2 separate regions of the Mus musculus genome follow, and region 1 is linked to region 2. The links are chromatin loops, found by intact Hi-C in ENCODE. Cell type or tissue: heart. All regions are shown on one strand. Links, peaks and the distances in the headings refer to the core of each region. The heading gives the core; the rest is flanking DNA.

Evidence for each region. A loop is a pair of places that touch in the nucleus more often than their neighbours do. Peaks named below come from ENCODE experiments on the same cell type or tissue, not always from the same donor. Only the 100,000 strongest peaks of a DNase experiment are listed, where the experiment ranks them.
Region 1: a loop joins it to region 2, with 3 times the contacts of the local background. A loop is called at or near these places in 2 of 42 quality-filtered maps.

What each region holds. Positions count from the first base shown.
Region 1 is chr7:63,955,369-63,970,704 of GRCm38, reverse strand. Gm39024 (a long non-coding RNA gene) reads right to left here and starts at 14,317. Exons shown (of 3, transcript XR_882156.1): 1 at 14,275-14,317; 2 at 13,229-13,325; 3 at 11,350-12,370. It also overlaps the pseudogene Gm51514. In heart, for the core only: CTCF peaks have their summits at 5,446 and 6,340; a DNase peak (open chromatin) is centred at 5,454.
Region 2 is chr7:63,744,871-63,761,075 of GRCm38, reverse strand. It overlaps Otud7a (OTU domain containing 7A), which reads right to left. Exons shown (of 14, transcript NM_130880.1): 12 at 6,330-6,444; 13 at 6,076-6,160; 14 at 2,049-3,766. The coding sequence ends at 2,345. Among named protein-coding and RNA genes, the nearest start is that of Gm39023, 100 kb to the left of the region's middle. In heart, for the core only: CTCF peaks have their summits at 5,305 (motif pointing right), 7,545 (motif pointing left) and 8,840 (motif pointing left); DNase peaks (open chromatin) are centred at 5,315, 6,055 and 7,485; H3K4me3 peaks cover 1,450 bases; H3K27ac peaks cover 649 bases; H3K27me3 peaks cover 3,221 bases.

The DNA.
Region 1 (15,336 bases), core at 2,237-10,236, 210 kb before region 2:
ACTGTAAGTGGAAGCCCCAAGGAGGGTGGGGGTACAGGGGTGTGAAGGGGCCTGTATCTGAATTTCTGAATTCAAACAGTTGAGGTCTAGGCACTCAGGATACGCACATGCTATGGACTGAATAGCTCTTCTGCAGGACTCAAGACAGCATCCTGTCACTAAGAAGATTCACATTTCTGTGGTAAAATAAGCAAATATCTGTTCAGTCTTTACACAATGTCTAACCCAGTCAGGGTTTGCCATCAAATGAATTTGCTACCGACTTAGACAGAATGTCTTGGTTTTCAGGAATACTTAGATTTTAGAATTGTGTGTTAGAGGTTACAGACCTGTAATAGAAGCTGTTAATTAACCTCTGGGGAGGGAGAAATGTTTTCCTAGTTCAGATATCTAATACCATGTGGACTTAAAGATATTGCATAAACAATATAAACAGGCTCACAACAGGGGTTTCACAAAAAGGGCATTGTTTCAACCAATTCTAATGAATGCTGCTAAATGGGCATCTGGCCTGTCTACCAGACATAGGGTCAGACAAGAGAGGGCCATTTAGGAGGGATGACCTCTGCCCTTCGGGACCCTGACTAAAGGCCAGAGCACAGAGGGTCAGAGTAGGCTTTGCAGGGGCTGGGGTAAGTAGGATGTGTAGGGCTACAAAGATGGCGAATCCAGTTTAAGCTAGACACAGCAGTCCAGATGTGCAATCTCATTACGGTGGACAGTGTAGCATCACATCCCAGGCTCTGTTGAAGCTTTCTAGTCCTGGATGTCCTCAGGGGTCAGTCTTACCATAAGCTGGTTAAAAGATGTGACATTCTGAGATGCAAAAATCAAAAGGAACATTCTAGACCATTGCTCCCTGCAGGTCGGCTTTATCAGAAAGGAAATGTCATCGGGAGACTCCCAATGTACAATGCTTATTGGTGGGATTGGGGCTCCCAGACTCCCAGTCGTGGGGATGTGGCAGGAACCAGCTAGAACTGATCCCCACTCACATGCAGGGGACATCTGTGAGAAAAGGGAGGTGTGTGTCCTGGTTAGCTTTCTGTTGCTGTGATAAACACCATGGCTAAAACTTGGGGAGACAAGGGTTTATTTCATCTTATACTTCCAAGTAACATTGAGGGAAATCAGGACAAAAACTTAAATAGAAGCCATGGAGGAATGCTGCTTACTGGCTTGTTTTCTGTCTGGCTCTTGGGTAGCTTGTTTTCTTTCTCTTCTCTCTTTCTTTCTTTCTTTCTTTCTTTCTTTCTTTCTTTCTTTCCTTCTTTCTTTCTTTCTTTCTTTCTTCCTTCTTTTTTTTTTAAACTTTTTATTGTTTGTTTGAATGTGTGTGTGTGTGTGTGTGTGTGTGTGTGTGTGAATTTCACATCATGCACCCCAATTACCCTCCCTTTGTACCCGCCCTCCACCCTTTCAACATCCCCCATAACAGAGAAAACAAAACAAAACCTCCGTGTGGAATTTTTACTGTGTATTCCATACTATACCCTTTTGTCCACACCTTGCTTGCAAATGTCCATTGCAACGAATGAGTCTCTGGTCTGGTGTGGGGCCTCTGGCTTTTGCCACACTATCAATACTGAAACTTCACTGGGTCTCCTCTTGGATATCCCATTGTCACCCTGTGTTATGGAGATCCTGTAGTTTTGGATCTGTAGATCCAGTCCCTTTACACACTCTGGCAGTTCACTGATGGGGTAGATGCTAGGGTGGGCCAACTTAAAGCCCCGGATATGTGCCTAAGCAATGTCTGAGCTGGTCAGTCTGCCAGCTCTCCTGTATCCACACCACTGAGGACAGCACTCCTGTCCTGACCCATCCAGTGCCACAGATAACAAGGGCTAGGGCCATGTCTCCTGTTCTCATGCCCTCAGGGCTGGCTCACCTGTAACCCCCTCAACCAGGGCCAGCTCTACCCTGTTGCCCAGGCACTCCCAAGTGTTGCAGCCAGTGAAGCACAGCATCAGTTCTCCACTCTCATTACCTTGGGGCCCAGCTCTCCTATCTGCCTGTGGTGAAGATTGAGGGAGAGGAAGAGGGCATCTCTCCCTTGTCCAACCACTGCACAGTAGACAATAGGCAGGGCCAGCTCCCCCAGCGCCACCACCATGCCCTCAGGCCTGGCTTTTCTATACAGCCAGGACCACCTGCCCAAGGAATAGTTCTGTCCACTCTGGTCTGATCCTACCTGTACAATCAAGATTATTTCTCACAGGTATGAAAGACTGTAGACCATTTTGACCTGGGCACACCCTAAGTTAAGACTTCCTATTTCCGGGTAACTCTTGGCTGGGTCAAGTTGAGAATAAAAGCTAACCAGGGGTGAGCTGTGGAGGAGCATGCCACCACCTGGGGAGCACGGGGTGGGGCAATGCCCACCTTCAGAAGATACCATGCCTTGGGTATGTGGGACAAGGACCTGCATAGGGGCTGGAGAGTGGGATGCTGGCCACCCAGGCTTATACTGGAACTGTCTCTTTAGCCAGGAGAAGGAGCAGGCCTAGGCACATAAAGAGGGTGAGCAGCTTGGTCTGGCTCCCCAGATCCCAGACTCCTGCAAGGCTGCCAGGCAGAGGAGACGGGAAAGCCCACTACTTAGTTAGTGTCCCTGCTCTATACACACACAGCACTGATCTCTCTCAAGTCCCCAACCCTGTAGATACTGAGCAGGTATCCCACAAACCAAGAGCATTCTGTCCCACAGGCTGAGGACTTAGTCCCATCTCATATATCAGCTATGACACCTTCCTGTCACCTGTGCTTTGGACCCATGGGCTACAAATCAGTGTGCTTCTAAGAATTCTTCCTTGGGTTCAAACATGTATTGGAAAGCTCACAGAGTTCAGAAAACAACAACAACAAAAAACCTCCAAACACACACACACACACACACACACACACACTGCTTGCACTTACTGGTTTCATTTTTTAACTTGTATTTGAATCTTATATCATTTTACTTTATTTTGTTTTATTGAAGCCAAAGCCTTACATGAGCCTGGAAACTGACTCAGGTCCTCAGGCCTGAGTAGTACTGAGGCATGCAGACGAAGGGTTGGGTAGGAGAGATGCAAAGGGCAGAGTAGATGGAAGGGACAATGAGCCTCCGCTTCTCTTCCTCGGGACATCCATCCTCCATGGGTTCAGCAGAAGTTCTCAAAACTGTCTCTGTAGCCCTTTTCAGAGGTCTCCTTGGGTAAGCATGGTGAAAGACATTGCTGACCATTAATGAGAAGTTCTGTCTTTTCATCTGCCCCTGATCCCAGGTGTACTGGATGGTTTTGTGTCAACTTGACACAAGCTGGAGTTATCACAGAGAAAGGAGCTTCAGGTGAGGAAATGCCTTCCATGAGATCCAGCTGTAAGGCATTTTCTCAATTAATGATCAAGGGGGGAAAGGCCCCTTGTGGGTGGGACCATCTCTGGGCTGGTAATCTTGGGTTCTATAAGAAAGCAAGCTGAGCCGGGCAGTGGTAGCGCATGCCTGTAATCCCAGCACTTGGGAGGCAGAGGCAGGTGGATTTCTGAGTGCGAGGCCAGCCTGGTGTACAAAGTGAGTTCCAGGACAGCCAGGGCTACACAGAGAAACCCAGTCAAAAAAAGAAAGAAAGAAAGAAAGAAAGAGAGAGAGAGAGAGAGAGAGAGAGAGAGAGAGAGAGAGAGAGAGAGAGAGAGAGAGAGGAAGGAAGGAAGGAAGGAAGGAAGAAAAGGAAAGAAGGAGAGAGAGAGAGAGAGAGAGAGAAAGAAAGAAAGAAAGAAAGAAAGAAAGAAAGAGAAGAAAGAAAGAAAGAAAGAAAGAAAGAAAGAAAGAAAGAAAGAAAGGAAGGAAGGAAGAAAGAGAAGAAAAGGAAAGGAAAGGAAAGGAAAGGAAAGGAAAGGAAAGGAAAGATGAGCAAGCCAGGGGAAGCAAGCCAGTAAGTAACATCCCTCCATGGCCTCTGCATCAGCTCCTGCTTCTTGACCTGCTTGAGTTCCAGCCCTGATTTCTTTTGGTGATGAAGAGCAGTGTGTAAGTGTAAGCTGAATAAACCCTTTCCTCCCCTTCTGGCTTCTTGGTCATGATGTTTGTGCAGGAATAGAAACCCTGACTAAGACACCAGGTCAAGGTGGGGCTAAGAACTACCAACCGTCTAGTATGGGGATCTCCATCCTGAGGCTGTCTGAGAACCTTGGCCACCAGAGCCCTCATTAGCACACAGAAACGATGCCTCATTTTGTAGCTTCCTTAGGCTTCAGGCACCATGTGGCTAGAAAGGCAAGAAGGCCAACCACAAAACTCTCAGCCAGTTCCCAGCAATTGTGACAGAACCATCTGAGATACCATACTTAAAAGTGGGAAAATCGATTCCAGAGCTCCTGTTTCTTTGAGGTGTCAACCGATGGTTACTTGGCCTTGTTAAGTCTTCAAGCCTGTGGCACAAAGAACACAAGGCAGGAAGTGTATGGGTGGAATGAAGGGGCTGTCGTCTTCATGGTGCCTGGCAAAGCAGGGACAGGAAGGGGCCTGGGCCTCAAGGATACATCTCCAGTGACCCAACTTCCTCCTAGTAGGTCCCCTTTCTTAAAGGTCCCACCACCAAGCAGAAACATCCAGCTGGGAACCAGACCTTTGAGGGAACACTCCACATCTGAGCTATAACACCCCACGTGCAATGCATGCTGTCTGGTGTCTGGAAGGGAAAGGAATGTGTCTGGGAGCTGCACACAGACTCCCCTTAGGGAAAAGCTACCATTTCTTCACTTGGTCTCAGTGGAGGGGGGCTGTCTTTGTATGGATTTGTCTCTGCCTGTGAGACCCACTCATGCCTGAAGTTCAAGGAAAGAGTCAGTGACTTGGGCAGGAGGTTCTTGCTGTTTTACTCAGATGTGAAACTGCGCTTCTGGGTAAGTTGAAACCCTGACTTTAGGGGCTTCTCTCCTCCTCCAGCCATGGTGGCCCAAACTGAGGCAGGAAGTCAGAGCCAACTGGTCAAAAAAAAGGGAGTGGGGGTGGAATGAGGGAGCTGAGGCTCCAGCCAACTCCTCAAAGCCCTGCTCTGTCCCTGTGGTCCTTCTCACAGGAAAAAATGTGACAGTCAAGCTCCTGTGGTATAAGAAGCCTGTGACAGAGACAAAGGGATAAGGTTCTGGGTAAAGCTGGGCCTGGTTGCTGAGAGCACAGAGGGACACAGAGGGAGGGAGGTCTTAGGGGTACTTTCTCATTCTGCATGGCTCCTTAACTAGCTGGGCTTCCACTGTGTGGGTCAGAAGGAAGGATGCAGAATCCAGCCCAGAGGAAGGCAGTGGGGCACACCCATCTGGCTGCCACCCACCCTCTGTGGTCACGTGCTGTGCCTGCCAGCCAAAGGTCCACAATGCAGCTTTGTGTGGCAGCTGGCTTCAAACACACATCAGTGTCTGGGTTAGCCCTGGCTGGCCAGCAGTACCAGTCCTGGAAGCCAGGGATGCCAGGCTAAAGAGGGAGAATGTACCCTGCCAACTCCTCCAGGGCCTGGGTCAGGCGCTCTCCAGGAAGCCCATGGGTGGCATCCAGGATCCTTCAGGGAACACCCAACACCCCTAGGGCCTATATATGGAAAATAGTTTGGCGACAGTGCATCAGCTAACAGGGTCTGTACGCACAAGGTCCATTTCCCTGGCCACTCAGCCACGACAGAACCATCTTGAGGATTTCTCCAGATAACCCCAGCCCAAAAGGAAGAATGAGAAATTTAAAAAGACAGTTTTGATACGTTTTCATGGTGATGCATGCTTTTATTTTTTATGAGTTTTTTTTTAATGTTAAAACACATTTTATAGATGAAATAATAAAGGCTTGATAGAGTATTTGTGAAAGATACTGAGAAAATTACATTGGTGATTCTATTTTCATCTGCTTAAAAATTTTAACTCGGCCAGGCGGTGGTGGCGCACGCCTTTAATCCCAGCACTTGGGAGGCAGAGGCAGGCGGATTTCTGAGTTCGAGGCCAGCCTGGTCTACAAAGTGAGTTCCAGGACAGCCAGGGCTACACAGAGAAACCCTTTCTCAAATTAATTAATTAATTAATTAGTTAATTAATTAATTAATTAAAAAATAAAAATTTTAACTCATGGATATATCTGGACACATGCCTTTAATCTCAGCGCTAGGGAGACAGAGGCAGAGAGATCTCTGAATTCAAGGCCAGCCTAGTCTATGGCCAGCCAGGAGTCACATAGTGAGACTCCAATTTTAAAAAAAACAAAAAACTTTTTTTTCTTCATGAAAATTGGCATTAATAATCCATAGTATGGCTGGGCTGGCTGGGTGCATTGAGAGCAGATGCTGGGTAGTCAGATAGGTAAAGGGGTTTCGTCAGCCCCCAGCAGGGAGCGCAAGGTACCTGGGCTTCCTGAACCCCGTGCACAGTGCTGGGACCATACACTCTCCCCTCTAGCTTATGGGGATGGAGATGCTGGTGACTAGCTAGTCCACCCAGTGCAGAAAGCACCTGCTTAGGTTTTCCTCAGCGGATGGAGGCACCCTGCATTCTCTCTGGCTCCGTTTGTCTGAGTGTTGTCTTCAAAGGGACGATTGGGTATGAAGGAGCAGAATTCTTGCCTGAATAACTCCAGTAAGGCCACCTGGATCTAAGAAACAACAGCCCTCCCCTGGCCTGTCCCCATCCCTACCCCACCACTCAGCCTCCTAGGGGTAGCTGTTCAGTGTACACAGGATAGCCCACCTGCCTGGATGCCCAGTGGGAAGCTTTATCACCAGTTCTGCAACTTCACATCACAGTTTTGGGTGGGTTGTTTGTTTGTTTGTTTTTCGAGATAGGGTTTCTCTGTGCAGTCCTGGCTGTCCTGGAACTCACTCTGTAGACCAGGCTGGTCTCGAACTCAGAAATCTGCCCAAGTGCTGGGATTAAAGGCGTGTGCCACCATGCCGGGCTTCACATTACACAGTTTTAATGGCCTGCACTCCCAGGAGATTTCACCAGGCTAGACAGTGGTCCCCCGAGCACCAGGGCCACCAGGGGTTCTTCCTTGATGGTGTGCTTAAGAAAGGAGTCTAGAGGAGGGGCTGTTTAGCTTCTTCTATTTGAGGGCACAGCAGCACATCACACTCCATTTAGAAATGCTCTCATATTTGTATTTCCTTTGCCTTGGGTTGTATGGAAATTCTTAAAAATGCAAAAGGCCCTTTTTACTCCAGTCTTCTGGTTTTTAACTACCTCAGTTCTATGGATAGTTTATGTCCAGACCAGTGGAGACAGATCCAGCTCTGAGTGGCTCCTTGCTTCTGAAAAGCCAGTACTGACATCCCTACTGTGGAAGCCCTGGACAGGGCACACACTCCACTCCCTGTCTCTCGGGATTGGGAGAATATAGGAACCTTGGTACACACACACTTGGTGTCAAGATCTCTGCACTAGAGCCTCCAAGAACTGCTTGGTCTATAGGAGGCTCTCAGAAGTCTCCCAGGAGTAAACAAAGCAAACAATAGTAGTTAATGGTAGCTGGGAGGTTGGATGGGATGACAATCTCCCAGAACAACAAAAAAAGGATTCCCAAGTGAGTGTGCCTGAGCAGGTATCCACTTAGACAAGGAATAACATCCTACTCATCCCACTGCAAATGTACATTGCCTGGCTACTGGGTCACTTGCTCTCTGCACAGCTTGTGAATCTAAGTCACACAGACACACTCGGCTGAAGCTACAGATCGGGGTCCCCTGGTGTTTATCTCACAGCCTTGGCTGTGGATTTGGGAGGCTGAGAGAGGCAGTGTGGAGCTGGAAGAGCAAGCCTGTTTCCTTAGCTGATGCCAGGCACCCAAGAGACAGGAAGACAAGCAGCAAGACCAGCTCTCTGTGTCAACAGAGATCAGCCACTGTATGTCTAGGCCGTGTGATCTGGGTACCTATAAGCCTCACGTCTCCTCTGAGGGTGTCCCTGCTCAGGGAAGCCCAGAAGCAATGTGTCTATTTCTGGACTTTGTTCTATTACGCTTCTAAGGCTCTGTAGTAGCAGTGACTAGGGGACCCTCCAGCTGCTTCTTCCTCCCTCCACTCTCTAGCCAGTGGCAGAATCCAGCCCAGGGGACAATGACAAGTGTACTCAAGAGAGAGAAAAGTCAAGAAGTGCACTGCGTACTCCTCTGGCTGTGCAGGGCTGTGACTGTCTAATGAGCAAGGCTCAAGCCCAATGCACCAATCTTGGTCAGGGCCACTGAGACCTGGCAAGGTCCATACATCCCGGAAGCCACCATAAGAGTCAGTGTTTAAGCTAAAAGAAACGTAATCTCAAGACTGTTCTCAGGGATTGTCTTGGCTAGCATTTTATTCTTGTGAATAGACATCACGACCAAGTCAAGTCTTGTAATGGACAACATTTAATTGGGGATGACTTACAGGTTCAGAGGTTCAGTCCATTATCATCAGAGCAGCAACATGGCAGCATCCAGGCATGCTTGGTGCAGGAGGAGCTGAGAGTTTTACATCTTCATCCGAAGGCTGCTAGCAGAATACTCCCTTCCAGGCAGCTAGTTCTAGGGTATTAAAGCCCACACCCACAGTGACACACCTACTCTAATGAGGCCACACCTAATAGTGCCACTCCCTGGTCCAAGCTTTATACAAACCATCACAGAGCTCATCTCAATAGTTCATTACTAGAGAAGTTTTTCTGTGCAGGGCACCCAAGGCTGTGAGGTGGAGTTCCCTCTTGTGTGTGAAGCTGGCTGTAGGTGCTGCTTCCTGCCGCTGCCCTGTGCCATTAACAATCCATCTTCTCTTCTTGGAGAGAGTGAGAGGAGGGGAAGGCAGTCTGAGTGGATTTTGGTCTGCCTTTTATGGTTACCAAAGCTAGATCATTTTAAGTTTTACTCAAAATCCCCAGAACATAACTGTAGTCATCTAGTGTCTCGCTTTTTTGTTGTTGTTTTTGTTCTTGGAGGGGAGATTATGGTTGTCTGTTTATCTGTTTTCATTTCTTTAAGGGTTGTTTGCAGGCTTTCTTTTTTGTTTTTTGTTTTTTCGAGACAGGGTTTCTCTGTGTAGCCCTGGCTGTCCTGGAACCCACTCTGTAGACCAGGCTGCCCTCGAACTCAGAAATCTGCCTGCCTCTGCCTCCCAAGTGCTGGGATTAAAGGCGTGCGCCACCACCGCCCGGCGTCTGCAGGCTTTTTTATACTAGAGTCTTATTTGTGAATTTTGGACAAAATTTTGTGATTAGAGTAGATTTGTTCTTCTCTGAATGAAAAAGAATCTTTTTATTACTTGTGATTATGAATTATTATTATTATATTATATATGAGCATTTTGCCTGCACGAGTGTCTGTGTATCATGAGCATACCAGCTGTCTGTGGGGGCCAGAAGAGGGCATCAGATCCCTGAAACTGGATCTACAGAGGGTTGTGAGTAGCCCAGCTATATGGATTGCTGGGAACTGAACCCAGGTATTCTGCAAAAGTAGCAAGTGCTCTTAACTGCTGGGCTTCTCTCCAGCCCCAGAAACATCCTCTTTAAACAGGCTCTATTGACTAGCACTAGATTCTAAATGGCATGTGTGTATTTCTCACAGTATTTCTGCCGTTTTCTTGGGAAGGGGTTTTAGTTTGTTCAAGAATAGTGGTGCCGGGCGTGGTGGCGCACACCTTTAATCCCAGCACTCGGGAGGCAGAGGCAGGCAGATTTCTGAGTTCGAGGCCAGCCTGGTCTACAAAGTGAGTTCCAGGACAGCCAGGGCTATACAGAGAAACCCTGTCTCAAAAAAAAAAAAAAAAAAAAGTGGAGGGAGGTATTAATTGTTGTATAGTGAAAAGGAGTCTACACCCAGGCAAGACTTGGGTAGCCTCCACCTTCTCATATCACAGAGGGAAAGATGATGCCCATAGTCCAGCACCCCAAAGTCACAGGGAGGTGACAGGAAAAGGGGCTGTCTCTGCCTGTGTGGGGAGCCATGATCTCAGGCTCCTTAGAAGCCTTGCAGCTCCCCTGGGCCCAGCCTCTGCATAGAAGACACAGATGGTCCAGAAAAGATCTGATGGCACAGGCAAGTACAAACAAATGCCCATGCTAAAGAGCAGGTGCAACAGAGGGTCCCAAACTCCACCAGCCACCTACCACTGAGTGAGCCGGAAGCTGGAAAGGGCTCTCCGTGGTGCTGTCAGAGGTCTTGTCCCCTGAGAACGCTTGAGGATTCTCTATGTATTGCCCGAGCTTTTGTCCCCGCCAGCAAGAACACACTCAGGACAACCGGAATCTTCTGCGGCAAAGCTTTTATTGCTTACTTATCAGGAGGGAAGACCCCGAACGTGAAAATGGCGCTGCTTATATAGCCCGCAGCGTGACGTTTCAGCACCTGATGTGGCGTGACAGTTCCTGATTCATTGCTCGCCCATCACCCCATTACTACCCCGCGAGATGGGCAGTGACTAGGCGTGAGTTCACTCTTGCACTTGCGCATAAGGCTTATTTACTAGTTAGGCGCAGTGGAAGCCAGCGCCATCTTATAATGGCGATTGCTCGCGGCACGGCTCTCCACATCTATGCATTTCATTCTAGCACCTGAGTATATGCTACTAACACTTTACATTTTTGAACATTTTGGAAGTACTCATGGCTATCCACACAGGGTCGTCTGCCCTTTCGGGTTACCTGGGACATAGCATGATACCTGAGCCCCAGATAAATCAGTAGCCCAGCCCCAAGCCTAGCCTTGCCAAATATTTAGCTAGTTTTAGCTTCCTAATGCTTATATGAGAGTGAGTGGGTAGACTGCACCAGGTGATAGATGACCAGGCTGGGTGTCCATGAGGCACTAAGGACAGGAAAGCTACTGTCTGATCCAGCCTGGTCTGCCTACCATTCTTTATTCTCTTCCCCTGTCTCCTCCTCCAAACTGCACCTGAGAACCTGCAGCAGGAAGAGCATGAGGGAATGTCTGTCTACAGGGGAAGAAGAGAAATACAGGCAGCACCTTCCCAGAGCTCTTGTGTTCCTTGAGGCTTAGACTGCCTTTCTCATTTCCCAAGTCTATGTTGATGTACAAGGCCAATCTCAATGAAGGAGTCTAGATTTCACCCTCAGCCCATTGGGGCAGAGAAGATACCCACTGTGGTGTCTTGTTAAAAGATAAGGAGAAAAGGACTATGTTATGTAAGAGGGAAAGGGGTGCCTCCTCGGGCCCATGCTGAGGTATCCCTTCCCCCTGAGGCACCAGCCACAGGATAGTATAGTATAGTATAGTATAGTATAGAATAGAGTTTATTCAGGGCATGGGGAGGGGAGTTGAGAGGATAGTAGAAACAGAGGGAGATGGAAAGGGAAAGGAGAGAAGTAGAGGCCAGCCATGAGCACATGGAGAGAGAGGGGGAAGGGAATGGGGAGAGAGGGGGAACGGGTGAGAGGACAGAGGGAGAGCAAGAAGGCAAGAGAGCAAAAGAAAGCCGAGGGGGCAAGCAAGCCTTTTATATGAGTCAGGCATAACCTGGCTGTTGCCAGGTAACTGTGGGGTGGGCAGAGCTTAGCTGGGATAGCTACACCCAGAGTGAGATTTCATCTGCCTTCCTTCACAGAGCCAGCCCTTATTGGTGCTGAGCACTATGACCGTTGTAACTGCTACTCATAACTACCCATCATAACTGCTCGATGGCCAACGCGATGCCAGCTCAATGCCATGGGTGAAGACCACTGCTCCCTGTTTGCTTCCAGGAGACCCTTTTTTCCCTTGCACAGATAGGGAGGCTACAGTGACTGCAGAAGCAAGCAGTTTCCAAGTCTGGAAGGTGGGGTGGGAATGGAGGGAGTGGCAGGGGATTTGGCAAGCAGGTGGGCAGCAGCCAGGCCAGCTGGGCCTCACATCTGCACTCACACACCTGTGGGAAACAGCCAAGCTGACGGTACTCCAGCCCTCCTGCCCCACATGGAGTCTACCTGCCTGTCCCCCATCTCCTGTCATTACTCACTTACCCACTAGGTGCTTTGATGGGAGAAATTCAGGGCTATAAGTGGGCAGCTCTGATGAGGGGCATTGGATTCCCATCTCCCTTGAAAAAGTGGGGGCTGAGGCAGCCACTTGGATCTGTCACAGGAGGTTGGCAGCCCTGTTTGTGTTCTTTTGTGTTCCTGGCTTTTCTGTTTCTCGCTCCAGGTAGCACTCTGCAGACCTGCCATGTTCTCATCCTGTAGGTGGGAGACTGAGGCCGAGAAGTCCCTGTGCCTCAGATACGGGGTGTGCCTACAAAGGCAGCTCTCCTAGGGGTGGTCTGCAGCCTCTTCCTGTACTCTGAGTACTCCACTGGCTGAAAATTGCAACTGCCTGTTGTTGTCATGGTGACTGGTCCTGTGATTCCATCCTGCAGTGCTATGTGCCCATGGCACCCAAGGCAACCTATTTCTGCAGGAGAGAAAGTCTACTGAGGGGAGGAGGGCTTGTACCATATCCCACCTCTTCCTAGGCCACTGCCCTCTCTGCTCCTGCAAAATAGCAAGCCTCCAAGACTCTTGAGTGTTGACTCCTGGCTTTTCACAAGATAGCTGACCTGTGCTCACCTCCCAGCTCCGCAGGAGCCCGGCCCAGTGCCAGGCTTTTGTTTGACCACTGTCTATTACATGGGTACGGGTACACAAGCGGCATCCATTTAACCCACCCTGGAAATGTGCAGTTGGGACCTTTCCAATCTCTGGCTGTTCCAAACCAATCTGCAGAGAATAACCTCAGACATATGCCACTTTGCACATGTGAGACTATTTGAAGGAGAAATTCCTAGAAGTAGCATTACTGCGAAATGAGTGTGCGCACCATGTGGCGAGTACGAGCCAAGAGACCGACTCAGTGTTTTGTCTGGATTGTTTTGTTTCATCTCACTCTAGGCCTAAAACAGGGGTCATTTCTATCATCTCTCACGTAAATGCAGGTCCAAAGCAGTTTGGGAACTTACAATTCACTGTCCAGGCCAGTGTGGTGGAACAAGGAGAGAACCTGCAACTCCCCTATGGATGCGTGGGCAGGCTGGCCCAGGCCAACAGGTACTGGCAGAGGGATCCCAGTCCTTCTCACTTCTTACTCAATCCCCTTTCAAGCTTTGCCTGCCCAGGAGCCCTAGACTAGCCCTCTTCAGAACCCCCCAGGCTCTCTGCATCCTGACACTGGCCTTCCCACCTAGTCATAGAGCAACCCCCACCCCCTCGCCACCCCTGCCTATGAGCTACAAGACAGTGCCCTTGATCTAGCCACCTGCACCGTTCACAGTACCATCTTTTGGTCTCGACTTTCTTTCCCAGGTCCTGTCAACGTCTAGTAAGACTGTGGGTTCACAGAGAGTCAGAGCGGAGCAGCATGGCAGCAGGCCCTGGGAAGGACAAAAGGAGAGGCTAAACTAGCTCTGGGACCCAGGAAAGCGGGCTGCCTTCATCTGAATCACAAAAAGGTTAGCATGCAGGCAGAGGGGGCGGCTATGCTCCGCCCTCATTTGCATGACAAAAGTGATTGCCCAACGGCTCTCCCGGGCTTTGTTGTGATCTGGCAGCCCTCATGAGCACAGCCTCGGGAATTGTTCCCTAGCACAGGTCGTTCCCTGGCTCCAAAGCCACCCCAGTGACAAAGCCACATTGTAAGGCCTGTAGCAGCTGCCAGCACCTGCTCCCAACCCGCTGTTGTCCTGGGTTCCCGCCGTGTACCCACTGCCTTCACTAACCATGGTCATGGTGTCACCCCCCCCCTCCCCAATACTGTGACGGTAGAGGAATCTTGGCTTGTCCCCAGGGGTCTGGAGAATAGGCCCTGGCTAAGTAATGTTGAGGTCTCCAAGGTCACCAGTGGGGAACAGTGATTGTAAGCTTAGGAGAGGAAAGAAACACGTACTTTAAGGTGTGCTAGGCTGTGCCAAGGCATCACATTCTCACAGTGAATGCTCCCAGGTTTTTCACACGGGGGAAATGGGCTCAGAGTGGCTCACTAACGGGCATCAGCCAGCAAACCAAGGTTCCAGGGGTTCAGACCTTAGGCAAACTGCCAAGGTCAATTGTCCCTTTCCTTTCCCAAGTATCTCAACCTGCCCTCCCCTCCTCCCCAACCATCTCCCTCAGCAGCCGAGCACATGGCCTCTCTGCCCTTGCCAAGTGCCTTGGATAGTCATTACTTCCTTCTTGGGTGCCGCCCTCCGGCTGAGCGTCCCACACCTGAGAGCACCTTATTAGTCCTAGGCTATCCTGGCCACAGCCTCCAACACACCCGAATTCCCTTAGCCTTTGTCAATACCCAAATTCTTGTTATCTGTGAGCCTCCTGCTCACATCTCACCTTCCTCAGAAGCCATCTCTGAGTGCCACCTCTCCGTGTACACTCCTCTGTCTTGGCAATGTGCACTTTTCGGTACTGATAAGACCTGGAAGCCACGTGGTAGTGCCTACAGTCAGCCAGCGCCCAGGGACCTCAGTTGCTTTAGGCTATATATTCCACAAGATAACCATGTGGCTACTCTGACTTGTAGGAGACGTATTTAACTATGTCCCGCGCTTCAGGGGCACAGGGCTGTGTTAGTCACAGTACACTGTATAATCATGGATCTCTCTTGAGGCCTTGACAAAGACATGAACTGTGCAGAGGGGTCGGATAGGTGTGTGTCCTTGTCAGGGATGGCATGGATTAGGAACAGGGAGCCGTGCTTTCAGCTTGGAAACAGCTGGATGTTATTTCTCCTCAGAGCAGAGTCCTGCTCCTACAGGAAACAGCCAGTCTTCTTAGTCCCAAGGAGAAGCCCCTCTTCTTCTCTCCATAAGATCTCCTCTTGGGAACCCCATACCTAACCCATATAACAATCCCCCTGGGGGAAGAGGCAAAGTGGAACAGAAAGGATCCTGGCAGAGCCCAAGCAAAGCTGCTGAGTGACAGCCTGCACCAAGCCTGGGTGCCACCAAGCAGGACAGGACATTGAAATGAACTGATTGTGCAGATAGGGAGGCAGGCAGAGGCCAGGCCTCCGGAGAATTAGACGTTAACCTCTACCAGGGTGGACCAGAAGAAGAAAAGTAATGTAGGAGAGACCCAAGGAGAAGCTGGAGGTGGGTGGGCTGGAGTACAAGAAAGGGAAGACCAGGTCACTGCAGGCTTCAGTGCCACACCCAGAACAGGCTTGCTGGCCTACATGTGGTCCTGGGGGAAACTCAGTATAACCAGGAAAAGATAAGAGGAGGGAAGGTCAAGGACAGTTCTTTAGGGCATCTTTCTTCCTTTCTTTTTTTTTTTTTCCTTTGGTTTTTCAAGACAGGGTTTCTCTGTATAGCCCTGGCTGTCCTGGAACTCACTTTGCAGACCAGGCTGGCCTTGAACTCAGAAATCTGCCTGCTTCTGTCTCCCGAGTGC
Region 2 (16,205 bases), core at 4,887-12,886:
GGTTCTTCTGCACGGCACATTCATCATAAGATGGAAGAGGGAGAAGTAATCTGGCCACGAAGGAGATAAGAGCCATCATGCGTCAAGAGTACACAGCCACTGTCCTGTTTGGGAGGGTTTCCTCTATGACAACAATCTACGTTAATTCTCAGTTTACCCTGTTTATTTATTTATCTATCTTCTCTGGCAGAGTGCATGAGAAAGATAAAGGGTTTGTATAGCCAGCCATTTTAATATCACAGTATGAGAAAGACAAACATGAATGTCTACTTCCAGTGGATAAGGACTGGGTTTCTGAATGGACGCGAGAATATTCGTCAGGTTGCTTCGAGAGTTGAGCTAGAGTGCTGTGCTGGCCAGAGGCTTCTGTGACCTAGAGCTTTGGTGGGTGAAGCAGCTGCTCAGGTGTCATGTTCTAAAGAAACTGTCCCCCACTCCTCAAAGCTGCCACCAACCCTCTCAGCAAGAGATTTTTTTTGAGAATCACTTTTTCTTTTCTAAGTAAAAGGAGAGACCCCAGTACTATCAGGAACATGAATATTAGTTATCACCACACATTTAAAGTATCGTGTTCAGCACGAAAAGTAAGACTTTGAAAAGGACTTCTTAAAGATTCTATTTAATAAATAACTTTGATTTAAGGAACCACTTTATGCAAAACTTGAATACATTACTGAAGACTCCTCAGCCTGTGGAATAATTAAAAACAAAAAAAGAAATTACTCACAGGAGATACTCAGTTGTTTTATTATAATTTTCCAAACAAGTAAAAAAAAATCCCTCCCCATCTTTTGAAAAATTTTATTTTATTTATTTTTTTTTGCTTTTGCTGCTCTGGATGTCAGTGGATGAAGCATCCTTTCAGGAGTTGGCTCCAATGAAGGTATAAGCCCAGCTCCCGTGCTTTCTGAGGATAAGCAGGTGCTTTCTCATTTTAGGGCTATCACGGGCTAGTCTAAAGCTCTCACAGGTATGAAAGTATTGTCTCGTTAGTGAGAAGGTTACCCATCTCCTCCATATGTCCTGGAAGCAAGCTCGCTAGCTCTTTAGTGAGGACTGGCTCCTCAGTGTCCTTGGCCAAGAACAGTGGTCTGCAGAGGTAATCGTGGAAGGAAGAGGCTGCATATTGCTGCTCAAAACAGGGTAGCTAAGGACACATTATTATTATTATTTTTAAATTTTCCTCAAGAAAGGTAGGAGGCACCAAAAAGGAGACTGCTCGGAGACTTGGCTGCTCCCTCAGTGTGGCATGGAGCCAGGAGCAGGGCCGCTCTGGGAAGGGTCTCCACCAGCAGAGAGCCCTTTAACCCGGCTGAACCCTGACAGAGGCAGGTGGGGTAGGGGTGGTTCCCTTCCCTCCTGGACTCTCTCAGCCCCTGCCCTAGGGAAGAAGGCTAGGCTGGGTTCAAAGCAGCCCAATGGGCTGACACAGTGACCAAGGGGTCAATTCTGTCCCCTCCTCTGCGGCACGGATGTGATCACACCTCCTAAGGGGCCCTCCAGCGACAGTTCACTCCATATCTTCAAAGGAGATATGACCAGTCTATCATGCTGGCTCATAGGTGGGCCGGTCCGATTGTGAGTTCAGGACCCCGCTTTTTTTTGCACCCCATGTGTCTCTGGGAAGCCCCTGTCACCTGAGCTGCCCGGCACTGGGAGCGATCGCTACACCTCACCGTGCCCTGAGAGGTAGGTTGTCCGGTGCCCATTCTGTGGTCGCCCGCAGCTTGGACGGCAGTGTGAATGTTGCTCGAGCGGGAGGGGTGGGGGATCAGAGATAGGGGGTGCTGTGGGAGGAGGGTTTGCTTATGAAATGGCGGTGGGGAGTCCTAAGGGGGCCAGCGTCAGCAGGTAGCAAGGTGACTGCTGGAGGTCTCCAGGGACCCAGGTGGGAAGCAGGTGGGAGCTGCAGAGGAAGCTCCACCTCAGGCCAGGCTGCGCGTTTGCTTCTACACCCTGCGTGCTACCAACTGCACGCAAGTGACCGCTACTTGGAAGAGGTCAGTCCCTAGGTTAGGAAAAAAAAAGCATGTAAAACACTCCCTTCTAAAAACAAAGGGCTGCGATTTTCTTTATTTCTCGTATAGAGGAACAAAAATACTCTTGCAATGGCTATTGAGTTTCCACAGGTACGAGGCAGATGCTAGGCTAGCACACCCACTTCCAACAGTATGACTTGTTTCCTATCCGTCTACTACCTGAGTGGCATCAGTGTAGGTTCAGGCACCATTAGGAACGTTTGACCAAACACGTACACGGCACTGACCGAGGAGGCGCCGGCCCTTCGGCTGACCAGAGCAAGTAAAAAAAGACCCACAGGATGGAAAAAGCAGTCCTGGACGGCTCAGGGTCGCGCCGCGCGCGCCTCGCGCCGCCGCCGCAGCTCCTCTCGGTAGCAATAGGAGCAGAAGTGCTCGGTCTCCGCGCGCCCGTAGAACGCGCAGTTCTCCCGCTGGCAGCGCCGCTGAGCGGGCCCCGGGCCTCCGCGGCCGCACTCAGCGTTCGAGCGCGCGGCCGGCGCGTCGGCGTCGGCGAACTCCAGCCCGTCGCGGGCTGCGCCGAAGCCGTTGCTGTAGGTCTGCGACTTGTGCTCCGCGGGTCCCGGGGCGTCCGCTCCTCCGGGCGCCAGGGACTCCACTGTATTGACGGTGCGCAGCGCGCTGCGCGCTGGGCTGTAGCTCTGCGACCACAGCGAGCGGTTCTGCTGCGGGTACGTCGCGCACGGCCGTAGCGCGCCCACTGTCGGCGCGCACGCCTCGTCCCGGGCCGCCGCCTGCACGTGGATGACGCTCTGGCGCGCGGGCGCGGGCGGGCTGCGGCCGGGAGTCGGTCCGCCCGTACCGGGAGCCGCGCGTCGCGCGCCGCCGCCCGGACCCGGGGATGCTGCGCCGCCCGCCGCCCGAGCCGCCCGTGCGCTCGCTCCAGTCCCGGGGCTCGGCCGCTCCTTGAGCTTGAGCACCAGCTGCGTGGGCTGCGCGGCTGTCGGGCCCGGCGAGGCGCGCTCCGGGCCCGGCGCACCTTCGGCCTCTGGCCTGCGCGCTGGCCGCTTGACCGTGGCGGTGGCCGTGGCTGCTGCGGCAGCCGCCGCGGCGTCCCGCCGCCGCTGTTCTTGCTCCGCGCTAAAGCGCTCCTGCGCGCTGGTCAGGTAGTAGCCGATCATCTCCTCGTGAAACTGGTGCCGGTGGCTGGTGAGCAGCAGGCCGGCGAAGATGAATTTGCGCTCGCCTTGCATGGCGGCGCGCAGGATGTTGAGGCTCAGCTTTACGTCCGTGCTGTACTTCCAGGCATCGCCTCTTGACCCGCTCCCCTTGTCGGCCGGCGACGCTCCCGACGCTTTGTCCGTGGGCGACGGCGTGGTCTTCTCCGACGGCGAGGTGCTCGCTGACGCTCCCGATTCCTCCTTGCTGCCCTTGCGCGACTTGGACTTTTTCTCCTTGTTGCGCTCAGCGCTGTCGCCGTTTTTGCCGTTGGCAGAGTTGGCACGACCCATCTTACCGTGCACCAGGCCGCCTAGCCCGCCCATGTTTTTCTTTAGCTTGATGCCCAGCGTCTTGCTGAAGCTGCCCAGCTTGTTGGCCACGGAGTCCGCGCGCGTCTTGTCCTTGTCCTTGCGCTGTTTCTCCTTCTCTTTGTCCTTACCATTCTTGCCATTATTGCTGTTGGAATTGCTGCACACAGAATCGCGGTCCGAGTCCAGCGATTCCGCCAGGGACTGTACATCCTCCCCTGCTGAGGCCGTTGGAGACTCTGGCTGTGCAAGGGGAGCCTGTGGGGAGGGAAGGCAAGAAAGGAAGGTTACATACAGAAAAGCTGTCCTCGTGTAGGCCCCAAGAACACAGGTGGAGCTGAGACTGGGATATAGGAGTTTCTTTGTGGGGACTCTGCTGCTGTAGGTGTTGGGGGTGGGGGCTGTCTACCAGAGAGGGATGGAGGTGTTTATGGAATAGGAGCCCACAGAGCACTTAACTGTTGTAAGGTTGGACACAGGCTTATAGATGTTGACAGAATGCTATGTAGGGACCTCAAACCTCAGTGCCCATCCTTTGAGGGAGGATACATGAACTTTCTCTTAGAATTCACAGATACCAGAAAGTCTAGAATTCTGAGTGGATGAATAGGGCCAGAATGCCCATGACCTAGCTGGTGTCCTCAGTGTATTTTATAAAGAAACACTAGGTCCACACTCTGGCCTTCCTCCATGGTCAGACTACTGGCACCATTAGAAACATGTCCCAGATCTCCGTGTAAAGGCAGAGGGCAGCAAGGAAGACAGCATCTCTCCCACACAGATGGATCACCTACTTATTCCAAGCAGGGGCTATGCACCTTGCCCTAAACCCCGTTCTTCATCTTGGACCACCACTCCCTTTATCCAGCTATGACATGCTACTTCAGGAGTTCCCTTCTCTAACTACAAATGGAATGCTAAGCTGAAAAGGATGCTGGAAATGGCTTCCAGTGAGGATGTGGGGTCTTGTGGGATGGCACTAGTGAAGGAATGCCATGGACAATAACCTGGACGACACTACCTGGGGGCAGCCAGTGAGGGCGAGACCATGCAGAGCATGGCTAGGCCAATCTCTGGGATAGGTGGCAAGCCTGAGAAGGCTATGAGAGGAGGTCATGCTGGGTAGGCAGCTGCCATAAGTTCTCCAAAGAGGGACCTTCCTGTGAGGAGAGTCATTGGAAAGACAGCATCTCTCCAGCCTGCATCTGGGTGTGTCAGGAACTAGTACATGCCTGGGCAGGCCTTTTCTGGTCTTTAGAAGAGAAGGGAGAAGCCATTGCTCCTCACTTTATTCTTTTCCTCTGCTCAAGCAGGTTCCAGAAGGATGAGCTGCTGTGGCTAGGTCAGTAGAAGCAAGGCTGGCAGACCTGTGCTGACCACCACCCAGGCAGAAATCCCTCCTTTCACTTGAGTTTGGAGAGAGTTGAGTTTTAGGTTGGCTTGCCGGGGATGGTAAAGAGTGTCAGCTTCAAGGTTGAAACAGGGAAAGGGGCCCCAGTAAGAGAGGGGCCTTGGCTGTGTGCCCTTTAGCAGTGGGGTTGTCTGCTGAGCTTTGTACTTGATATGGAGGTCACCAAGGTCTGGCCATGCATCCTGCTCTTTGTAGGGAAAAGATGTGCTCAGCTGGAAGGTACTGATTATGGATCTAGGGCTGCTGCCATTGCATACCACGTAGGTGCTACAGAGCATCATCCTGGGGCACAGTGGCACCTTCCAGCATGAGAGAGGCAAGATTCTGTCACTGACTGGCTGTCTCTTGTGCCCCAAGAACATGGCGAATCAGAGCCACGTGGGGGCGCCCTACTTGGATGATGTCCAGGCGAAGCGGAAGTGAGCAATCAGAACAGTGGGGCAGGAGCCATTCAGCGGGATGTCTCCTTTCAGTACTTTGAATCCGCTGGATACATAAGTAAACGGATGTCAGGGAGGACCAATTATTTGCAAGCAATTTTCACAAATCCCTTCCCTTGGGAGTTCCCTCCCAAGATTATGAAAACATCAGTCACAAACTTAAAAAGAATCTCTCAGCATCTGCAAGCAGGGGCAACCCCCATCCCACCCCCGGGATGGGTCCGCGTCTCTCCGCCTTCTGCTAGCTCCACCGGAGGCCACCTCCGCCTCAGGGAGGGGAAGGGCGCGCGCTGAGGACTAGCGCTGTTGGTTCCCTAGATTTTCTAAGGATCCACACACAGTTATAATTAATTCCGCTCTGCCGCGGCACATTTTGTTCCGATCTCTGCAGAGATAGTTTTGTGTTTTGACTTGCCTACGGTTTGCTTTGTGAGTGGGTGTGTTTATTCTTCTCCTGCTGTGTAAAATAAGAGGTGGAGGGGGGTGGGGGAGAGGGAGGGCCCCTAATACGCGCCCGCCTCCCACCGGGAGGAAGTGTTTGGACTAGGAATCAGTAGCTGGGTCCGGTTCTGGGGCATGAAGGTGTGGGACCTCCCCAAGGCGTGGAGCCGAGCGCTGCGCTGCGTGGAGACTTTGGGGAGGCACAGCATTGCCCGCACCGCACAGAGCGGCTGCTGCCCGGTCACTGGGTGGGGCTTCGTGCACTCGAGGCTCACCCGGGTCTCGGAGGGGATGCGGATCCACGTCACATTCATGTAGCTGTGTAGAAGGTTCAGCTTGGCTTCTAGGGACAGGATGAGGCTGACAAAAGAACACCCAGTGAGAAGCTCCGGAGGTGGCAGGAGCTCACTCGCCTGCGCGTGCAATCCTCTCCCTGCCCTTTAGTCCCCCAAATCCCAACAGGAGTCCTGTCACCACCACTCTCCCGCAGGGTGTTGGGGTCCGGACTGGACTGCGGGGCAGGTCTTACTTGGCTAACCGGGCATTGTCGTTGTCATCTTTCCCCCATTCCCAGTCCTTTCCCGGGTCCACAGCAAAGTGCAAGGGCAGCAGCTTGTGTTCCGAATCCGTCAGAGGGATCACAGCTGAAACAGAAGAGAGAGGCATGGTGACAGGCACCTCATCTGCCTGCCAGGAGGCTGGAGGCACCAGCAGAGTTCAGAGCTCAGAAATTCAAAAATAGCTGTCCCAGGGCAGGTAACCTAATGGAGACAGAAGGTAGACTCAGAACTTGCATACCACGAATGTTAAGACTATAGGTTTCAAACTTGTTTCTATTATGTAGGCGAAGAGCAAGCAGGTGGAGGCATCACCTGGACTGACAGGGTCTCTTTCTGTTAGAGGGCAGGCATCTCTCTGCTGTCAGGATGAGAAAAAGCTATGGGTGCTTTTGCTATTTCCGAAGAAAAACCCAGATGGGTGTGGTGAACCACGGAAGGCCACTTTTGGATGACCTGCTCCTTGCCTCCATTTCATCTCAGAGAAGGGCAGAATTTGCAAGTTGGGAGAGGTGTGAGCTGAGCTCTGCTGAGGCAAGACTGGAGGTGGGGGCTGCACCCCCCGCCCCCACCAGGGAGCTCATCTGCATAGGACCAGGCAGCAGGCTCCTACAGAAAGCATCTAGTGACAAGTCCAGGAGAGGCAGTGTTGGCCTACAGCCCCTTTAAAAGGGGAGCAGAGAGGGAGCCTTCTGTGGCGGTGGTGATTAGGTGGGGGAGTCTGGCCTGTTACTTCTCAGAGGAGCTGGTTCACCACAAAGCATCTGGACAGAGGCACACCAGCCACCGAGACCAGTATGGGTGGGGTCAGTATCTACCTACAGGTGTACTGAGATCTGATGAGTTCCCGAGGGATCCCTGCTCCTAGCAAATGGAATCCTTAATGTCACATCTGCTTTCTCCTCAGGGTGTTGTCAGGGGTAGTGAACAGGAAGAAGTGTGGAGATGGTTTCCAAATTCCACCTTCCTAATGAGTACCAGTCTCCTTTCTGTCACTTCGCTCAGGATGCCCCACCCCTCTGGAGTCTCACCACCGCAGAGAAGCCCAGCTCAGGGCCCCTGGCAGCTGCTTTGTTCCTTTGCTTGCCCGTAGCCTATGATTCATACTAGCAGTGCCATGGCAAGAACAAAAAGGCAAACAAAACACAGAAAATCCAGGAGCCAATACTGCAAAGTTGAGAAATTAGATGCGACTCAATGCTGCCCTCTAGTGTTTCTAAAGAGACTGTGAGTGCAAACTGCTTCTCCCCCCCCACCCCACCCCCTTTCTTCCCACCTAAACAGATGAAAGGCAGTTTTGTGGATCACCAGCCAGTTTAGGGGTTTTCCTTGTGTGTGGCCAGCCATGGAGCAGTGTAGGTAAGGTCTGACGGGGGAGGGGACTGGGACATCTCATTCTGCTTTGATGTGGCTTTCGTTTCCAGGGCTGAGCTCAGCCTGTCTTGTAGGTCAGCAAACACACATTGAGGCTTTGGTGTGGCTTCCTACCGGTGGCTGGGGGACAGCAGAGGTGATCCTTAGGGACACTGCATCCCAGACTCACTAGAATTGTGTCCCCTAGGGATCTGTACTTCATACAGAGGGCCAACGCAAGGGTCCTGAATCAGGATGGAGGGCTACGTTGTAAATAAGCTTCCCTGTGGATCTTCAAATCAAGGTGTTTTGGAAAAGATTGTTATAGAGGATAATAACTTGTCAGAAATAATTCCTGTGGGTATAATTTGGGTGTTCTGGGTCAGGCTGTCTACCCCTTCATGGGCCAGCTGTGACTATACTTTCCATCCTCTTAGCAAGGGGGTGTGGTGGGGAGTGGTTTGCTTAGCTGAATGCACAGGCTGTGAGCAAAGTAATATGGTCAGTTCTGGGCAATATGGCCAGGCTTAGGGGACGTTTCCCTCTCTGCCCATGTCTCCTACACAGACAATGCAAGTATATGACGTCAGGAGCAGGCTCTTGAACCTCATTGGGAGAAGAACTGTCTGCTAACCAGAACTCCAGCATAGGCTTTGTTGACTTGGGAGCCCAACCTGAGCCACTATGATTTTGTCTGGTTTCTGATAAATTACCTAAACCAGGACGTCCCAGCTTTCTTACCTTACGGCTACAGCGTGCCTGGGGATTCTTACCCTCAGCAGATAGCCTGGACTGGGTTCCTGGTCTGTCTACTCTGAGAAGACAACTGAAATACATCTGAAGATTCTAGTGCTGGCTACCTAGAAAGAGTCTGACAGTCTGTCAACTCTCCTGTCCTGGGGTGAAGACTACGTCCTAAGTGAGGGGCTGGAGACATACAGCTCACACCTGATCTTTCGAGTATGAGCTGCTGCCTGTTTGAAGGCTGAGGGGAGGTGCAGCCAAGGGCATCTCAAAAACAGGCTGTCCTCATGAGCATCAATTGCACTTCATGTTTGTCCCATTGTACATGGAAAAACATCTGCTTTACCCAGGCAAACAAATGGCGGCATCATAGAGCACCCCCTGGTGGCAAATGTCAATAACAGCAACAGCTTTCAAAATGGGCCTTAGAGGATTTACTCTTCGGTTTGCTTTGGAAAGAACTCTCTCTTACATTTAGCCTGTAAGCCTACTACAGCATCTCTAACTGGCCCATGAAGATTTGGAGTTTTCATTCTATGAAACACAATGGATATTTCTGCTTGAGGTTACCATTACAATGAGAAAGCTACAGATTCTCAGCGTGTCTTTAGCCTACCCCTGAGTGGATGGCTCAGCCAGTCTAAGTGACTCAAATTTGAAGGAAAGAAAAATGCCTCTGAGGGAAGGTGGAGACAACCTGGAGGGGTTGACTTGACCCCAGTACGAAGAACTCAGCTAGATGTGTTATATGCATGAAAGAAGAATGCAAGCCAGTGAAGTTATGCAGGCTCTTCCTCTAGAAAAGAGAAATAAGAAACCAGTTGGCTCTTACAGGCTCCCATCTATAGGACTGAGCATGGTGTTCACAAAAAGGATGGGTGAGGGGCTAGAGGAATGTCTCAGTTGGTAAACTCTCCTCCTTGAAAACATGAGTTTCAAAACCCAGCACCTATTAAAGGCTAGGTGCAAAAATTCATACTTGTAATCTCAGGGCTGGGGAGCTTGAGATAGGAGGAGCTGGGGCTCGCTGGACAGCCAGTTGAGCTACATCAGCAATAGACCATGTCTCAAAATAAAAGGCACAAAGGGACTGAGGAAGACACAATATTGACCTTTGGCTCCCATAAGCATGAGAACATGGGTGCACCCTCCACCTCCCCCAGCCCCACAGAAGATGGGCAAACATCCCAAGGTGTGTTCTCTGCAGAGCTTGCGCTCTCCTCTCCACCAAGGAGCAGGAGCACAAGTTGCAGAGCTCAGGTCCACAAACTCGGGGTACAGTTAGGACAGTGTTCTGTGCTACCAGGAGGGGGTGACCTGCCTTGTGTGTCCTGACAGCTTTCAACATGCACACTAAAGAAAAAAAAAGTGTGCCTGTTTCCAGGAACGAAGTGATTTCCCCAGTCTTCTCTGCTTAGAAAAATGACTGACTTTCAGCAAAACAAAACAAAACAAAACAACCTTTGAGGAAGGAGGAAAGAAACCCACATTCTAATGTGTTGAGAAGACTCTAACACTGGTGTGCAGGCGTGAAGTTGTTCTCTTTTGTTTGAGAAAGCATGACTCCTGCATGCCATGGAGCTATTTAATAGATAATTTGAGAATAGAAGTTTTTCTTTCGTCTTTAAAGACACCACTTCATTATCTTTCACCTTACCTGGTTTATGAAAATCATTATGGTACCAGAGACAATGCTAAAGGGCCCAATTCTCTAAAAAGACACAACACTATGGTATGTATGCTCACGTCTCATATCACGTCAGTGTTAGAGCAAGTGCAGCCCACTCCACTTTATTTGCATCAGAATACCAGTGGGTGCCAACTTAGACACAACTGAGGTGTTGCAGCTATTGGGGACTGAATGTATCCGTCTATAATACTGTGGGCACCATGCAGGAATTGATATCTGATTGTAGAGAGAAGAAAGTATCAAAGAGAAGAGCTAGAAATAAAACAATAACAGTAAAAAACAAAACCAAAACAGACCCCACAACAAACTAAAACAGATGAAGAACAGCTTTGAGAGAGTCACAGCCAAGGAAAGACGATGAACATCAAGACTGACCAATCAGAATCAGCCATACTGAAATACAAAGTAGGAAAGGTTGGGCAGGAGGCAGAGCACCCAAGAACTGCAGGTCAGTGATAGACAACTTAAGATCGGTGTACTGTCACTCCAGAGAAATGAGAGCAAGGCAGAGAAAAATGTTAAGAAACATATACACTCAAACAAACAAACAAACAAACAAACAAACAGACAGACAGACAGACAGACAAAAAAAAACCCAACCAAACAGACCCACCTGTACTGGCTAGTTTTGTGTCAACTTGACACAGCTGGAGTTATCACAGAGAAAGGAGCTTCAGTTGAGGAAATGCCTCCATGAGATCCAACTGTAAGGCATTTTCTCAATTAGTGATCAAGGGGGAAAGGCCCCTTGTGGGTGGGACCATCTCTGGGCTGGTAGTCTTGGTTCTATAAGAGATCAAGCTGAGCAAGCCAGGGGAAGCAAGCCAGTAATGAACATTCCTCCATGGCCTCTGCATCAGCTCCTGCTTCCTGACCTGCTTGAGTTCCAGTCCTGACTTCCTTGGTGATGAACAGCAGTATAAAGTGTAAGCCAAATAAACCCTTTCCTCCCCAACTTGCTTCTTGGTCATGATGTTTGTGCAGGAATAGAAACCCTGACTAAGACACCACCTATCAGGGAAGCCATGAGAATATCAATAGGGACAATAACAGCAGCCATGTAACAACAAATACATCCCTTCCCACAGCAAATTAAAACTCCCGAGAGCAAAGGCACGTTCGATACAGAGAAAGGAGGATAAGATTTGGAGCCTACAGTTCAATGGTAAGCAGAAAAAGCAAAAGGTGATGTCTATAAAGGGATGAAAGAAAAGCTGCTAATTCTAACTCCAGCAAAGCTCTGAGAGAAAGGTGATCAAAAGGTTTTTCAAACCCAAAGACGCCAGTTTTCCACCTGCTTATCTGCACTGGGGAGTGTGAAAATCTCGCAACAAGAAGAAGGAAGGTGTCTCCAGTAATGACTTAAATTTACCTAGAGTGATGGAAATGGAATAAATGAAGGTGAAGGTCAAATTCCCTTTTTTCTTCCTTTTAGTAATTCTGAGATAACCAAATCTCTGCAGCCAAGAGAGCAGTTCCAGCTTTCATCCATGGTGAGTGTATGTGTGTGTGAGTGTGTGTATATGTGTGTGTATATGTATGTGTATGTGAGTGTGTGTATATGTATATGTATGTGTGTGTGAGTGTGTGTATATGTGTGTGTATGTGTGTGTGAGTGTGTGTATATGTATGTGTATGTGTGTGTGTGAGTGTATATGTATGTGTGTGTGAGTGTGTGTATATGTATGTGTGTGTGAGTGTGTGTATATGTGTGTGTATGTGTGTATGAGTATGTGTGTGTGAGTGTGTGTATATGTGTGTGTGAGTGTGTGTATATGTATGTGTATGTGTGTGTGAGTGTGTGTATATGTGTGTGTATGTGTGTGTGAGTGTGTGTATATGTATGTGTGTGTGAGTGTGTGTATATGTATGTGTGTATGTGTGAGTGTGTGTATATGTGTGTGTATATGTGTATATGTGTGTGTGAGTGTGTATGAGTGTCTGTGTGTGTCTGTGTGTGTGCGTGCATGTGTGTGTGTAAGTGTATGTGTGTCTCTCTCTGTGTGTGTGCATGCATATGTGTGTATGTGTGTGAGTGTGTGAACAGGTGGTGCAGAGAGTGAGAGGATTCTGGGATGCAGTTTCTTTGCAACCCAGGAAGCAGACAGTATCACTTGAAAATAGAATCTCCTTAAAGAGTCTATCTGTAATCCCTGAATAATCTGGGCAAATAGAGTTACTAAGTACAATTAATCCAAAAATAAGACATGGAAGGAAAACAAAAGAACAGGCAGAGCAAGGAGAAAAGACTAGCGAAGATGGTGGCTTCCTCCCATCCTTACCATTCATATAATTAAATACATGTCAAAAGATAATTATTGTTAGATTCGATTAAAGCAAAACAAGCAAAGGCAGCTTGCATCACTAAACTAATTCCATAATGAATCTAAAGATATAGGGAGTTTAAAAGACACTCGCTAATACAAAGAGCTAGGGGAAGCCACCCAATATCAGACAAAGAAGAGTTATGAAAAATGGTTACAAAGAAGAGGACCATTACATAACAGTAAATGGACCAGTTCTCCAGGCAGTCATGTGCAGTAAGTTGCGTGCAAGTTCACACCACACATGCACTAGCTGCCATACCTGCATCTCATGGGCCCGTGGGTGCCTGAGCAATGGCGCTCACTCTCTCACTGCCTGTGCTCTTTCTACATGAACACACCAAGGATGGAGTTTAATTCGTAAATTAGTCACAGTAAGAGATTCACAGCAATAACTAATGAAATACAACAGTATAAGATATAAAAGCAATGTGAGTGAGGTCTCACTGTTGACTTTTGGAATTTTCCAATTAATATTTTCAGGCTATAGCTGAATTCAGGTTATGGGAACGAGAGTGAGCTGGGGCTGGGGACGTGCTCTACCACGCTAACAACCATAAAGGAGAAAGGGCAAACATGGTTTTGCTGGACACTTGGCCACCCTTGTCTTAGTAGCTGACATCTGCCAGTCCATTGGTGTGTGCCCTATCCTAAGTCCCACTGGCCCAGAAACACAACATAAGCCTGGAGAGATGCCAGCAGCTGTCAACTATGTGGAGTAAACTGGCCATGGGCTTAGAAAGGTGGGAGGATAGGAGTGTGCCCAGTTGCCAGCCTCTCCTTCAAGCCCTACCCATCCTCTCCTGAGCTACACAGCAGGTGCAGACACCCAAATGCTTCACCAGGCTTCCTGAGGGATCCGTGCTGCTGCTCTCTGAAGACCCTGGTTGCTGTGTCAGGTATCTGGTGGATAGAACATTTGGCCAGCATCATTCAACTGAGGCATGCACGGAGGACACCCTATGCAGGGACAAGTGGCACCACCTGCTCTTAGGAGCCAGGAGCTCAGGACTGTCTTTAGGGCTGACCACTCCCTTTACCTGAGGGCATCGTTAGCACCACAGATCCTTCATTTCTGTATGGTTTCCCGTGCCACTAGCTTGAGCTGTTGTGGCAGAACACCGCAGACAAGGTGGCCTGTAAGCAACTGAGATTTTTTTTTCTTCTCAGTCCTGGAGGCTAGGAATCCAAGGTCAAGGTACAGGCAGATTCAGTGACTCTTACGGGTGTGCTCTAGGTATGCAACCTGGTGTAGAGCTTGTTCGCCATTAAGTTCACCCACAGGCTCTGGCCTCCTTTCAATCTTTAGTGAAGTTTATGGGCCAAGAGTCAAGTGTGCCAAAATGTGACAGCCTGGGCTGTAAACTAGAAGCCCTGTTACCCTCACCTCTTTCTTCAGCAGGTGGTGGTGGAGTGTGAAGGAGGTGAGGAAGCCACAAGGAAATGTATAAAGATCAGATGCAGTTCTTAATGAGTGGACACAGCCATGTCAAGACCAGTGCCTCAGACCCATGGGAAATTAGCAAAATCCCGTTGTGTCAGGCACAGATGGCAACACCTTTCTCTGGTCCAAGTATGGCTCTTTACAAATGACTGGTCAGTGTGTGCACTGTTAAATGCACTGCAAGTTAAAGCATGCGGTCAGGGCTGGAGGTGTGGCTCAGTGGTAGAACACTAGGCCCTGGATTTGGATTCTAGCATCGCGTAAAAAAAAAAAAAAAAACCCAATTTGTTGACCTGGAACTACTAAAGCACGGATTAATGTGCTCTGGGTTGCACATCAAATATAGCCGACAAGCAAGCTGCTTACACACTTACTGGCTCCCTGGAATCTCTAGATGCCTCATTCTTACAGATGTGTGTTGTGTCTAACAGACAAGGTTGCCAGGTGCTCTTGGTGAAGTTCTTTGTGTTGACTTACTGTTGCAATAAACAAATTGTAAACCTGACCATCTGCAGGCTTCCTCCTGGAGTCTGAAGCTGCCCTGCCCGGTGCCAACCTTATCTCCTCTCCCAGTGTCTGACCTGATGCCCCAGGGTTTCTTGCCTTTGGTGTAGCCCAGATGTTTGCATTCAGGAGAGCTATCTCAGCAGTCACCTCACACACTCTTCCACCTCTGCGAGGTACCACAGCCCCTGCTCCCCTTCTCTAACAATGAAGACTCCTGCATCACCAGGTCAAAATGCTGTGTGAATCCATGCACTGTTGACCTGAGACACCACTTCCTCAGGCCCCTCTCTAGCACTTGCATACTACCCAATCACTGGGCAACTGTCGTTGGGGGCCAAGTGTCCCCCTTTAGAAGGCATGGCATCCACTCTACTCATTGGCCACTCTAATGCTATGTCACTGTGGCCATTCCCTGGAGATGGGCTCTCCTTCCTCATGTGTCCCTCCCCCCCCTAAAGTGGGGATGGAAGATGATGAAGTCTAAGAAGTCACCTCTGGTAAGAACTAAGAACATCACCTGTGCGTGGAAAGTACATGGCATGAGACCACCCAGAGCCTGTGGATCCAGCCCTGCTGTTCTAGCCCAGTGCCAACATTCAGGGACAGAGAATGCCTGCACCCTCTGCACCCAGTGCAGTGAGACAAGGTAAGGCTGCACTTGTCTTCGTGGGCACTCTGCATGGAACTGATTGGTTATTTTGGGAATCTTGCCATTAACTGCAGACCTTTAAATATTTGAGAGCATTGCTCAGGACACATGTAACCCCCCATCTGTAACGGATACACTCTGATATGTGGGTGCCACATAGGGTCTGAGCACCCACAGACTGTAGTGCAGATTAGCTTATCACATATCTGTGCTGTTTGGATAAGTGACCTGTGTTGGTTGGCCTTTTTAGTCAACTTGTCAGGAGCTAGGGTCATTTGGGCAGAGATTACTCCGTTGAGAGAATGCCCCATCAGATTGGTCTGTAGACAAGTCTGTGGGACACCATCTTGATTACTAACTGATGTGGGAGGGCTGGAGGACCCAGCGAGCAGACCGTGTTACCCCTGGCAGGTGTTCCTGGGTGTTGTAAGAAAGCAGGCTGAGAAAGCCATGGAGAGCAAGCCAGGAAGCAGCACTCCTCCATAGTCTCTGTTACAGTTTTGTCTCCAGGCTTGGCTCCTGCTTTGAGTTCTGCTGTGACTTCTCTCAATGATTGACTGTTAACCATGGTGTGTAGGTCAAAACAAAAATAAGCAAGCAACACAGACACAGACACACACAGACACCCGCCCCAACCAACCAACCAACTAAAAAAAAAAAAAAAAAAACCTCTAACCAACCAAACAACACAACCCCCTAAACAAACAAAAAATCCCTTTCTTCTACCATTTGGTTTTGGTGCACTTGACCATGACGATTGGGGAGGACTATGGAGATGTTAGGAACTTTGGATTGGACAAGCTATTGATGTCTTAGAGCTTAATGGGTGGTGATATGGCAAATTGGAAGGTAAGAGTGTTGAGAAAGAAATGCAGATAATGGAGGCCTGGCTTGTGAAGTTTCAGTGGAGAGCAAAGACTCTATTAAGGCCACTCATGTGATAAATATATTTGAATTAAGAACCTGTAGTTCTTGGTCACCTGTAGATGAAGAATCAGTTATGATTAACAAGAGACCAGAGCCACGGAAATGAAGCCTTTGCTTTACTGGGATTGACGCTGTTTAGTTGGGGCTGAGAAGTCAGCTGTGATTAGTAAGACACCAGCATCATAGAGGTGAAATCTCCTGGAAGTATTT